Regions from separate parts of the Homo sapiens genome. Here region 2 is linked to region 1. The links are chromatin contacts, found by Hi-C or POLR2A ChIA-PET in ENCODE. All regions are on one chromosome and are shown on one strand. The core of a region is the stretch at or near the end of the contact, and the rest is flanking DNA. Distances in the headings are between cores, read along the strand shown.

The links. Hi-C counts contacts between places; a loop is a spot of excess contacts on that map. ChIA-PET counts read pairs that join two places held with the same protein, here RNA polymerase II (POLR2A). Pooled maps may share reads with other maps.
Region 2: a map of PC-3 shows a loop between it and region 1 (4-fold over the local background). The contact joins two enhancer-like sites. A Hi-C loop is called at or near these places in 8 of 168 maps with a recorded cell type or tissue (B cell, Caco-2, K562 and 5 more), 3 of 37 single-sample maps with no recorded cell type and 19 of 50 pooled maps. POLR2A ChIA-PET finds 5 or more read pairs at or near these places in 6 of 52 experiments (GM12878, MCF 10A, OCI-LY7 and 3 more).

What each region holds. Positions count from the first base shown.
Region 1 is chr4:87,091,658-87,098,365 of GRCh38, reverse strand. It overlaps AFF1 (ALF transcription elongation factor 1), which reads right to left. Exons shown (of 21, transcript NM_001166693.3): 7 at 6,537-6,573; 8 at 3,397-3,451. Among named protein-coding and RNA genes, the nearest start is that of KLHL8, 130 kb to the left of the region's middle. Within about 2 kb of position 5,430, at least 23 of the 41 ENCODE cell types and tissues checked have a DNase peak (open chromatin) inside an H3K27ac peak, as active enhancers do; they include PC-3 and gastrocnemius medialis, where a contact is called at or near this core.
Region 2 is chr4:87,055,668-87,062,671 of GRCh38, reverse strand. All of the region lies in intron 4 of AFF1 (ALF transcription elongation factor 1), which reads right to left. Among named protein-coding and RNA genes, the nearest start is that of AFF1, 120 kb to the right of the region's middle. RefSeq lists an enhancer at 3,850-3,939. Within about 2 kb of position 3,816, at least 10 of the 41 ENCODE cell types and tissues checked have a DNase peak (open chromatin) inside an H3K27ac peak, as active enhancers do; they include PC-3 and gastrocnemius medialis, where a contact is called at or near this core.

The sequences.
Region 1 (6,708 bases), core at 4,181-6,680:
ACTCTCTCTTAAACTTAGGGGCAAATTGCACTAACATCCTAGCTAATCAGTTACCTACAGAACTTTACAGAAGGAATTATTTGAGAAATAACTACATCTCAAACTACATGCTGAACCATTACATTTAATTTCACAACTACATCCTTCTACCACGTTGCTACCCCCTAACCATATCTGAGTTAATACAGACCACTCGCAAGCTTATCCTTTACTACTGGGCCTCTCTTTTATACTCTTATATGTCCTATTCCACTTGTCTAAGGATTCCCAAGTCCTCATAACTCTGAAAGAAAAAGCATTAAGACCTAGATTGGTTTTTTAAATCAAAGTGTAAATGACCCTGCAATTAATAATTTTTTTCTGATATTCAAAATGCATTAGAATATCTCCCCAGCACTCTATGTGCCACTCAAATAGCTTAACTGCATGTCAAAGAAGCCTAATGCTGACAATAGATCAAATCAACCCGCGAGCACTAAGAGATTTGCCACACAAAATCTGAAACAACTGCAATTTGCCAATTAATTTGGGACACCACTTTCTTCTAATCTCCATTAAAAGTGAGTTCATAAAAGTCATTCCTTTTTCCCAAGGATACATTTCATTCTGGCACTTATCAATACCACCACGTCTACCCCCCACATAATCACCAAGTCCACACAACCCTCATTATCTACTCGGCCTCAGTATCACTTCTCTTCTGTGTTACTCTTACCTCTCCTCCCTTCCACTAGGTCCTACTTCTACCTTCTGTAAATCTATTAGGATCATCACAAATATTCTTTCCTAGATAATTTTATATGTACTAAATTAATAGTTTTTATAAAGCAAACACTACGTGTCACAAGATATACTTGTTAGCTACTTTCAGGCACCTCTGATTTGAGTGGTTTAACACTGCTATCAAGAAAACCACTCATTTCACTGAGCAGTGTCATCACAGGAATGGTCTGTCTCTGAAAGTCTGAAAGCTGATGGAAATTGGAGTGGTAGGGTGTGACTTTTGCCTGCTCAGTCTGAGGCTACCTGTCAGGCGTAGATCAGACCCAGCTGCCTTTCTTCCTCTATCCACAGGCGAGAGACACAGTCACTACCCAACTTCGGTGCAATTGCTCCACCCACTCTACTCCTGGGAGAGCTCCTCCCCTCTATGCTTACAGTCAGTTGGGATACCCAGGCTTTAACGTCCCTTCCTGGCTGCCCCAAAGACAATGGTCAGGGCCTTTTATGGTCTACAGGGCTTGACAACCAACCATCACAAAGAAATACCTGGTGTAAAACCCTGGGGAGATTACAGAGCTTCTACAGAATTCTTACAGTTGTGGTCCTTGATCTGCAGATTCTACTCCTTACCAGCCATCAACTGGTTTAACAAACCTCCTCCTTCCTTAAATGTAATCCATGTCAGTGAGTCTACAGTCTTAGAATTTAGCAGCCAGTAAAATTTCCAAAAACATAAAGGAAGTGTGGTGGTGTGTGCTGGTAATCCAGTTACTCAGGAAGCTGCGGCAGGAGGATCACTTGAGCCCAGCAGTTTTAAGACAAGCCTGGGCAACATAGTGAGACCCTGTCTCTAAAAATATGTTAAAACATAAATATGTAAAAATTAAAAAGGAAAAAAAGAAAAGGTGAAAGGCAAAAGGGAAGGGGAGCCGGGCATCATAGTAGCCTGTGCCTGTAGTCCTAGCTACTCAGGAGGCTGAGGTAAAGAATTATTTGAGCCCAGAAGTTTGAGGCTGCAGTGTGCTATTTGGGTTTGTGAAGAGCCACTGCACTCCAACCTAGGCAACAAAGCAACCTTGTCTCCAAAAAGAAAAAGAAAAAGAAAAAAAGAGGCTAAGTGTGGAAGCTCACATCTGTAATCTCAGCACTTTGGGAGGCTGAGGCAGGAGAACTGCTTTAGCCCAGGACTTGGAGACCAGCCTGGGCAACAAAGGGAGACCCCACCTCTACCAAAAAAAAAAAAAAAAAAAAAGCCGGGTGTGTCCCTGTAGTCTGTAGTCCTCTGTACTCCAGCCTGGGTGACAGAGCAAGACCCTGTCTCCAAAAAAAAAAAAAAAAAAAAAAGGGAATAACAAAAGGTAACATTTTACTTTCCCAGCAAAAGGCATTAAAAACAACAAAAACAAAAACCTCATCATCTACCAGTATCACAAATAAAATACATTCTTACCACATGCACAAAACCCATCTTTCAGACCAAAAAAACAAAAACACCTCGTCTTCTTGTTCCTTTTCCCTTCATTTCACAAAGTACATTAAGGAATTGGCACTTGGGAAACAAACACTTAACCCAGACCCACATTTAGTCATGGCGAGGAGATAAAATAACCTCTCCAGCTCAATATATAGTTTTTTAAATAATCCATAGCAATCCCCACCTTCCAAAATACATGGAACAAATATTGTGCCTAAAACTAAAGGAAAGTTGGAGCTTAAACTCCTGGGCCACCTGAAATCCTGAGACTAGCAACACAGAGTTAGTGACAGATCAGATACTGGAGGAAGGCCTCCTCACTTAGTCCCTATGACCAGCTCCTGTCATATGAAAGTAAAGTAGTAAGAGTTCAATACCATCAAGAAATGACAAATTGGGTCAAAATGCCAATTTAAAAATCTTTAATATGCAGTCTAAAACGTTCCCATAACCCAAAATATTTCTGGACTTACTGGCCTTAATAAAGAATAGCTGGGCAATAAGATTAGCTCTTTATTAGTAAATTAGGCCAAAAAAGGGCGGAAAATCTTCAATTGTGCACATCCCCCAAAACTTGTTTCTAACAGCTAAAGCTATTAAAGAATGACATCTTAAAAGCAAAGGCCTTCTATTCCCAGAGTTAAAATGTAAATAATGGCTCAAAAACCCTTTTTCCCCCTCAAGAAGACCTTTTACCAAACTCTCCAATGGTACATAGACCTTCAACAGGGGGACTTAATCCAAATATTAGGCCAGGTGCAGTGGCTTACGCCTGTAATCCCAACACTTTGGGAGGCTGAGGCAGGCGGATCACTTGAGGTCAGGAGTTCGAGACTAGCCTGGCCAATATGGTGAAACCCTCTCTACACTAAAAATACAAAAATTAGTCAGGCATGGTGGTGGGCACCTGTAGTCCCAACTACTCAGGAGGCTGACGCATGAGAATCGCTTGAGCCCGGGAGGCAGAGATTGCAGTGAGCCGAGATCATGCCACTGCACTCCCACCTGGGCAACAGAGTTAAGACCCCATCTCAAACAAACAAGCAAAAAAAATTAATGTGGGCCCTTTCTTCCCTTTAGAATGCAGCAGTCTTATTAATGTCATTACATAAAGGCAGAAAAATCTAAGCAATGCATTGACATGAGACATTACAATTTCATACTACAAAATTTTAATACACAAAAAGCATTTCACTTACGATGACGTTCCTTGCTGAGAATTTGAGTGAGTTTTTGAAGATGTATCATATTGTTCTGTGGGGGAGAGAAACATCAAAGCAGCACAATGACACATATTTACAAGATCCTTAGTTGTGAGTTCTTTTATGTCGGTCCCCAGTTTTTACCTAAACACACTGCACTTGGTACAATCTTAGCATTATAAGATGACATTTATGTTACTTCTAGAGAGAATGCTTGGTTCAGAATCAAAAACCTCTCAATAGGCCAAAAACACTGAAAATCATTGCTTGCAGCATACCCTACCTATGACGCCAGGAACTTACCTACCTGTTGGAAGACCTCCCTGTCCTTGACAGGGGTGGAGGCCCACATGGAAGCACTCTGCCAGGGCTATGCTCCCAGCGCCCTGGGTCCCATGTGACTTTACAAAGATATTAGTGATTTGTTATCACTCTCTTTAGACAGCTCTGTCCTAGGTGCTCTCCATCCCACCTGTCCCTTCATTATTCAACTCCCCACCTGCAATTCATTCATTCAGCAGCTATTTATAGACTACCTCATAGATACCAACATGTTTAAGGCATTTGGCCCTGTCCTCAGAGAGCTCACTGTTGACTGAGGGACATGAAACGGGTCCATAAATATCTATAATCCAAGGCACTGTGAGATTAAGTACACAAGTCAATACATAAATTAACTGCCCTGGGAAATCACAGAATGGTTGCTCTCTTGGTAATACCAAAGGCAGCAAATTAAAGAAAGAACAAAATGAATTGTATCACAAAGGACAGCCAAGATTCTGGCAGAGTGATGCTGGCAAGAGAGAGAGGACAGTGGGAACAAACAAGAAGAAGAGGGTCTGAGTTTGGAAAGGGCAGGGCTGAGGTGCAGAATCTGTGCTGGACAGCACTGAAACAGGCGGAAGCAGATTTCAGAGGGCTCTGAAGGCCAGGATGGGAAGTTATGACTGTATTTGCTGGGCTATGAGACACATCAATGATCTAAACAGGAACATGACACAGTGATTCCTCAGAAGGATTACTCTGGTAGTGCTACCTGGCATAACTTAGAAGGGAGCAGGAAATGTTACGTGTGGAGGCAGCTGCATTTGTCTAGACATGAGGTAATAGGGACCTGAAACAGAATTGGAAGTGAAAAAGAAACATGGGTACCTTTTAGGCAGGGCTGAATGACATTTCCCACAAATGTCATGTGGAGACCCTTGCATATTTGCAATTAGTCACTTTGCCCTCATGGTGGCAGCAGCTCTTATATGATATTTTCAAATGGCCTCCCCTCTGTCTAGAAAGCTAGGACCAAGACTCCAAACGAGAGGGGCAGAGGCCCCTCCTCTTCAGACCATTCACAGGGACTCCACACGATCATCTTGCCTGGGTTCTAAATTCCACAGGGTCTGGGTTTTGCAATTGTGGACATATAACACTAGGGCATCCAAGTAAAATCCCCCTACCTCCCCTCTCCAGAGACTCTAAAACCTATGTACCAGTACCATAAGATCAAGTGTTGAAGAAATCAGAGTTGACTTGCTGGGCATACTTTAAGAAATGTTTGTCTTCTCTTCACTGAAAGCTATATCCATCCATACCCCACCATCCTCTTCATCCTACATGCAACAAACTAGATCCCTCTTTTTCAGGTCACATTCTCACAAAGATAAATAAGGCTGCCGGAATAGCAGAATAAAGTGACAGCAGCATAAAAGATGTGGGGGTAAGCAGCTGGTGAGCCAGGACCTCCAGGAGACCCACCAATGTTGGACAATTTCTCATCAGAGTAACAAGGAATTGACCCACATTACTGCATAGGGCAAGAGGATGATCCATCCCTGGCCAAGAAAGTGCTTATCAGTTCATCTTCAACTATATTTTGCTAAAAGGGGAAATCAAATGGTTTAATGGACTAAAGGTTCTTTCTAAACCATGAGTTAGCAATAAAACAAACCATGAGCAACCCCGTGAAAGACATGCCACCTGCATGACCAGCAACCCAAGCAGACCGAAGGTGGGGGCAGAGTGGTGCATAGCAACCCCACCCACGGCTGAGCTGGTGTTCTGCCTTCAGACCTGTGCACACTCCACTGGTCTGGGCTAGCTGCCAAGATGTGGAGAAAAAAGATTTCCCAATCTTCCCAAGCAGCCATCCATTTCAGTTAATTTTACCTAGCTACTCATACAATACTGTAGCAATATAGTCGGGTTTATTTATCTGCATTTTGGGGAAATTTTAGTTATGACTTCTTTGCAAGATCTTATTCAGTATCTCTACAGCAGGGAACAGCAAATTTTATCTACAGAGGCCAGACAATAAATATTTTAGGTTTTTTGTGCTATACTTTGTAGAATACTAGATAAATGGGTGCAGCTATGTCCCAATAAAACTTTATTTACAAAAACTAGCTGCAGGGCAGATTTAACCCTCAGGCTGAAAAAGAATTACATGGCAAACAAATATAGTGGGGCTAGACAAACTGTATGTCATATTCCTTATAAAAATTTCTTAGTTTTGTTTTTTAAAACACAAGAATGACACACTCCAATCTACTGTTGTATACAATTCCTAGCTGTGAGAGTCACATTTGGTACAGCTACTATGTGTCAGTAATACCACACTGCATTTGTTTAGTATTTCACTAAAACATCTTTATTAACTCTTTGCAACAATCTTATTTTGGTTTTTGTTTGTTTGAGACAGGATCTGTGCTGTCTCCCAGGCTGGAGTGCAGTGCCACAATCTTGGCTCACTGCAACCTCTACTTCCTAGGCTCAAGTGATCCTCCCACCTCAGCCTCCCAAGTAGCTGGGACCACAGGCACATGACTCCAAGCCCAGCTAATTTTTCTAATTTTGTAGAGACAGGGTTTCACCATGTTGCCCAGGCTGGTCTTCAACTCCTAGGCTCAAGCGATCCAACTGCCTTGGACTCCCAAAGTGCTGGGATTACAGGCATGAGCCACTGCGCCTGGTCAACAATTTTAAATCCCACATAAAGAATAGTTTTATATTTGTTCTCCTTTCCTATTCTTTCAACATAGGAAGGCCTCATCTCTGCTGGGGCATTTTTTACTAATGTTTTTACGTTAAACAGTAAAAGCTATGCTTTGTTCTCCAATCCAATAAGCAGTTTCAAATTTACTTACTTTGGTTTTGGGTTACAGAACTGACATGCTGAGAGTCCTAGAAAGAAAATAAAAATATCTAATTATTAAAAGATTAAGGCTTATAAAGTTAAAGAGAAAACCGTTGAGCTTTTAGTATTAAAAGGATAGTCTTATGAAACTTTCAAATATCTAGAAAAATGGAAACAGTGTA
Region 2 (7,004 bases), core at 2,567-5,066, 34 kb after region 1:
TTAAAACAGGCTTCCTATTACTGGCTATAAAAATAAGTAATTTAAAATAAAAGGTATTAAAGGATATGCTATTGGACTTGGTATTGTAAACAGCACCACCATTTAAGTGCTATAATTCAAACTCTTTTGGAAAAAAAACATATATTTTACAGCTGAAAAAAGCATCGATAACTCCTGCTGTGGTCTGAATGTGTCTCTCCAAAGTTCCTATGTTGGACTTAAATCCCAAGGTGATAATATTAAGAGGCAGGGCTACCGGGAGGTGCTTAGGTCATGAGGGCTCGCTGCCCTCATGGATGGGATCAGTGCCTGTATAAAGGGGTTTGAGGGAGCAAGTCTCTTCCATCTCTTCTGCCACATGAGGACGTAGCAAGATACACCATCTTGGAGGCAGAAAGCAAGTCCTTATCAGACACTCAATCTGTTAGCACCTTGATCTTGGACGTCCCAATCTCTAAAACTGCGAGAAATAAATGTCTATTGTTTATAAATTACCCAGTCTAAGGTCTTTTGTTATGGCAGCATCACTAGACTAAGATAATTATCCATTTTCTCATCACTCATACAGGAAAACTAAAACAAGGAGGATAAGAATCCATGTTCCACAGTTTTGGGAACAGCCGTCTAAAAAGAAAAAAGTTAATTAGACTAACCTTGTTAGTATTTTGTTTTCCGTATGAATGAATGAATGAATGCCTGAATCATACATTTAAAGACTTGTAGGAAAACATCTCTATGTTTGGATAGAGGGTCAAAAAAAGCAAAGTTTATTCTACTTTACCTAATTCCTTTCAAAAGTTTGAGAAATCAATCACATTTTTTTAAGGACATTTCATGATGACATTACCTTACTGAAAAGATAGGTCTTTTGCATGTCTGGATTCTCATGTCTTGGGTCTGCTCAAAGTGAGGAATAATCATACAGATAAAGAAATGCTTGAATTGACGGAGAGAACATTAACAGTTACAGGGATCAAGCAGGTGATATCAAGGGCCTAGTTAGGTCTGGGACAAGACAGCACATGCACCCTGCCTAACAGGATTGCGCTGTAAGACTGTATGTTGCCAATTCTTCCCATTTTTAACACAAAAAATAAAATCCAGATTTCAATGTGAAGGTACTAATTTTTAGATGTTGGCAACTAAATTAATATAACAGTCTCTGACGCTCTGTGGGCAGCCACGCCCCAGTGTTGGTTTTAATGCTTCCTTCTCTCACAAGTGGGAGAACAAGGGAGTAAGAGATTGAGAGATGCATTCATTTTTAAGAGAAGAATCTCCTGTTGTGCTAAACATGGCCCAGTTTAAGGTACTATGGATATCTTCAGTTTCCATACAGAGATTCTGAATAGGTCCTCAGCCTGGAGGGGCCATGGAATGAGGCAGCCTCTTCCCTTTACTGCTGTGGTCTCCTCTCTGCTGCACAAGCTCCTGCCAAAGCCATGGGCATACTTTAGCGGATGGGCATACTCAGCCTGACAGATCACTAGAAACACGAACCAAGTAAGCAAAACAAACCACAGTGTAGTTATTTTACATGACTTGAATGAAATAAATCTGAACTACAGGTGAGTCATAACATAATAAAAGACTCAATTAGGTTCAGAACAACAGACCAGTGTTTTCCCTTGTCTTAGCAACTAGTTCACTAGAATCCTGAGCGAATATAAGGGAGATAAAAGACCTCGGTACCGGTTTTATCCTTTAGTGCAAGACCATTAATCTACTAGAAAATTAAGCCCAGGTTGCCAGTCAGGCAATTTCAGGGTCAATAATTCCGTTTTTTTGTTGTTGTTTTTTTGTGTTTTTTTTTTTTTTTTTTTTTTTTTTTTTTTTGAGACAGAGTCTCACTCTCGCCAGGCTGGAGTGCAGTGGCGTGATCTCGGCTCACTGCAACCTCCGCCTCCCAGGTTCAAGCAATTCTCCTGTCTCAGCCTCCCCAGAAGCCGGGAGTACAGGCGCCTGCCACCATACCTGGCTAATTTTTGTATTTTTAGTAGAGATGGGGTTTCACCTTGTTGGTTAGGCTGGTCTCGAACTCCTGACCTCAGGTGATCCACCCGCCTCAGCCTCCCAAAATGCTGGGATTACAGGCGTCAGCCACCGTGCCTGGCCCAATAATTCTTAAGTTACTAGGATACCAGTTAATGATACCGTTGTGGTCTAGAAGAGTGTATGCCCTACCCATTTGGATGACTCATTCCCAAAAAAGTGATTCCTTCAATAGCAAAATATTTAAAATTGCAAATCCTTTTCTAGATTAACAGCAGTTTTATTATATGCATTACTTTTAAGAAGTATATATACACACACACATGCTAAAGGAAATCCAGTGTCTTATTTAATACAAAAGAAAGCACCTATATATGAGACAGATGCATAAAACTTCCAACTTTTATAGCACATAAAACAATCTGATTAATCTCCAGGCTCAATTCTGAAAAGTACAGTAATTATGAGGCTGGAACTCAACTAAAAATTCCTAATGAATGGATTAGGCTGTTTATTTTTAATGTAGGAATGCCAAAAATTACTTAATACTTAGGTAGAAAATGGTGAAATGATTTCTCAAAAACATTATTGAACACTGCACCCATTTCCCAGTCAAGTGTCCTGAATAGGAAATTCAGTCCAGTACTTCACCCCTCTGTTAAGCCAAGCATTTAAGAGATTATCTTTCAGACTCCAGACCAGAGTGAGCTGGGTAAGAAATCCTCAAGCTGAGCACAGCGTAGCAAAGTTCCCATTTGGCTCCAGTTCTCACCTGTGCTAAACACAAAGGACAAACAAGCATATGAGACACAATTGACTTCTGCCCTCAAAATGTTTACCACCTGGAGAAAAAGCAGCAGGATGATACCAAGGGAGAAGTGCTGAAACTCGGGCCTGGGCAGCGGGGTGCACAGCAGAAAGTCATCTATAAGGGTCTGGGGGCTGCAGTGGAACAAGGCAGTACCAGCAGCAGGGCCAGAACTCAAGGCTGCAGAGACAGGTAAGAGGCAAGAAGACAAATGGACACATCTGGCTTTCTGTCCTGAAGGTGATGGAGAGGTACTGAAGGATCTTGAAAAAGTACGACTTGATCTGATTTTCACTTAATCAAATCACTCATGTGAAATAATGTGGCATACTGAGAAGCAGGAAAACAGCAAGATGAGAGGTTAGAAAGAAGTTGTAACAGTTCAAGAAAGACGGTAAAAATCCATACTAAATGAGGGACAGAGAAAAGGAGAAGCTATGAATGTTTATAAAGTAATCTCCATAGGATCAAGCTGCTTTCAAAACAATGGAGTATATGACAGAAAGGAATTGAGAACTGATGACCAGGAGGAAGGAGAACATTCTGTGTGTGAAGTGATACAGGGAGAGGGGGGCACAAAAAAATCCATTTTAGACAGGTTCAATTAAGATGCCTGTGCAACACCTACTAGAAAAGTCCAGTGGGCAGGTGGATAACAGAACCTAGATCTCAAAATACGTTTTAAGAGTTTTAGGCTAGAAAATCACTCTGGTGTTCGTGAGCAACGGCAGTTGAATCTTAAGTGCAAATGAGGTCACCAGGGAAAGGCTGCAGAATGAGAAAAGATGGTTGAGGACAGAGCCCTGGAGGAGGAGTGGGAACAGCAGCCTCCAAAGGAGATTAAGGCACGTACAAAAAGGTAGAAGAAAACCCAGACAACAGGGGAGGAGAGTGTTTAAGGTGATGGTGGTCAAGTGTCAAATGCTACAGAGATGTCAAGTAGGATAAGGCCTTAAAGAGCATTCCTCGAATTCATCCAATACAGTCCACTAGTGGCTCCTGCCGGCAGAGGCAGTGGCGTGAAGGCACAGAGCAGGCTGCAATGGGTTGCAAGTAGAGGGGAGGGGAGGAGAGGAAGCAGGAACAGTGTTTACCTACTTCTGTCTCCAGAGCTTTTGCTGTGGAGGGAACAAGAAAGTAGTAATTAGAGAAGACACAAGAGTGAAGAAGGGTTTGTTTTGCTCTTTCAGTTGGGAAAGGCCTAAATGTAACTATAGACTATCATGAAAGAGCTGAGTAATAAGGGAAAGGTTTAAGCTAACCAAAGGTTGAGAGTGGGGGAGTTGAGAACACCTCCTTCTGTGAGATTAAACAGAAAGAGACAAATGGTGGCTGCTATGATTTGGGGGCGGGGGTGGCACTGTAGGTAGAAAGAACTGAGAGAATTCATACCTGGTGCTTCCTTCTCTGAAAGGTAGGAAGCAAAGTTAAAGGTCTCAGTGCAAGCCACATGGCCACGAAGACCAAAACTGAGTTTTACTCATCCTGTCATTTGAATCACCCGTGCCACCCTATATTTGCATGACTCATCAGATGCCAACATGAAAGCAAGGCCATGTGGAAAAACAGCACACTTTAAATAAAAGTGTACATAAGCCATCATTACTCCACAGAAACCATGTTTTGTGGCAGATGGAGCGCTGGAACTAGGAGCCAGGGTCCAGGTTTCATGTCTCCATCTCTGCCATTTACTAGCTTAAATTAAATTTAGAGACTCAGTTCCACGGCATGTAAAATGGTGACTCCTGCCAACTGCCATACTTAACTCACAAGGTTACTGTGATAATCAAGAGAGAAACAAATAAGTGCTTTGGAAATTAAAGGGGAAAGGGCACTACAAGATTTTAGAGTGCGTACATTTTTATAAAGTGAACTGTTTACACCAGAGATTGCCAAGCCACGGGAATGCTGCTGTTCAGGAGTGAGCTCACAGAGCAACTAAGCCATCAGGCAGGGGTGGGGATGGTGGGCGGGGGGATGTTGAAGACAGCGGTGGGGGTTTAACACCATGGCAAACCCATTCTTAAAAGCTTGATAACCCCTAAGGAAATACTTTCTTTCACTAGGCTTTTCATTTGTTTACTTATTTTTAATACTTTAAAATCAAGTCTTAGGGGCTTTATTCACTTAGAACTCTTAACTGGGAATTAATGGTCCACTTGATCTAATTCCAACTTCATTTCTAAAGTACATTTCAATAAACAATACGATCAGTCTTCCTAACTCCCCAACATCACTAATTCCCCATTTTGATAACCCTCTGTCCAAATTCTTTTTCTTAAGGCCCAGTTCAAATTTCACTTCTACCACTACCAAGAGTTCCATAGTAGGAGTATGGAACTCATACTATGCACAAGGCACTGTCTTAAGTAATTCAAAGATTACCTCAGTATATTAGACCCACTTTACTTACAGACGAATAAACTGGTAACACAGGAAGGTTAGGTTCCTTGCCCAAAGTCTTACAGAATTATAAGCCCAAGCTGTACCACCTGCCATGAAGCCAAAATAATTCTCCGCCTTTTATTAATGATTCTTGTTTTTATCTAAATTACTCAATAAATAACTAAAGAATTTCAAAAGCTGGCCCTATCTTGCCACCAGGCCCATCTCCCCACTGCTCTCCTCTGCCCATGCCCAACCTCCTGGAGCCACAGGCCCTGCCACTCCCACTAGATTTCCCTCCGTGTCTTGCTTCTATGTCTTTTCTCTTCCTAAGCCTTTAGCCTGGATGTACCTTTCACCAGAGTGCAAAGTGCTTCAAAAGTCAACTCTTAAAAAAAAAATGTACAGCTTCTAATTTTGAAAGGCAATATAATGTAGGTGTTGTGGTTAAGACTGTGGACTCTGGAACCAGACTACTTGAGTCTGGATTTCAGATCCACTGGCAAAAGCCTCCAGAAGCTTGGACAACCAATCTCTCTGTACCTCTAAATCTCTCAGTAAAACAGGATGGTAACAGTACCCTACCACATGGGATCATCGTGAATATGAAATGAGTTAGCACCTATAAAGCATTTAGAATAGTTTTCATCATAAAGTGAACAAGGGGACTATGCCAGCAATGTATTATGAAGAGTTCCGTATTACCTTGCTCATACTGATTACACTTTGGATTTTTATGCTATGTCATAATAAATTTACTGTGCCTGTGTCTTTCTTTCCTATTAGCTCCCTTTATATCTAATGGGTGTTCAAATATTTGTTGACAGAATGTAAAAATATGAATCCTTCTATGACAAAGAAACAAAGTTATTTTTAAAAAACATTTTGTAAGAATGTTCAGATTATTTAATAGGAAAAAATTTTTTCACAAGTTCCCATGTTCTCGAGCATGAAAAAATGTTGGAAGTAACATACATTCTAATTATACCATAGAATTCTATTTTAAATTTTTCTAAAATGCAACAGCAAATACTTGCTTCGGGGTATTTTAAAAATTGAGCTCTAAGGAAAAAGGGAATCTATAATATAGTGTGGGGTTGTTAAGAATACCTCGAAGAAATATACATAACATAGAATGCCTTCCTTTCTTAATTCATGCACTTCAATTCAAAGCTCCACATTCCTGTCCAATATGAGTTTTCAGAGTTCTATTATTTGTAAATTGGAATAAAAAACCTAAGGTGATTTATCTAAAGGACAGAGCTAGAAATAGGACCTCTAATTACTTAAATACTGAGGCCTCTAGATTAAAACATTAAACCTCAAAACCCTTCAGCCAAAGGGATTAAGAAGATTAGAATGGGCTTGACAAATTACCACGGGGTTAGGAAAAAAAAAATGCAGAGAGAAAGTAGGCCAAATTTAAATAGGGAATGAAATGAAGTTCAAGAGAAAACTAATAGTTTGTGTGGACCCTAGACCTCTGTGGGAAAAACCATCAATAGAGTTATTTCAACAATTAAAGAAAGGAACAAAATCAATGTAAAAATAGCTGCTTATAGAGTTCTTGGGAAATGTGAACATGCAAAGTTAACCTTGGAAAATAATGTCAAATTGCTGTTGGCAACTGGAGAGAAGAAATACAAGACCAAAAAATAAATTATTATGTTAACATGAACCAGGATCCTCTCTTAGGAGGAACTGTTTAAATATCTCATGAGTGTTGGTCACCCCCACCAAAACAGCCAAAATCAAACCACTAACTCAGTCATCAACAAGATTCCCCTTGGAATATCTGGGTTTCTGTCCCTGAAGATTA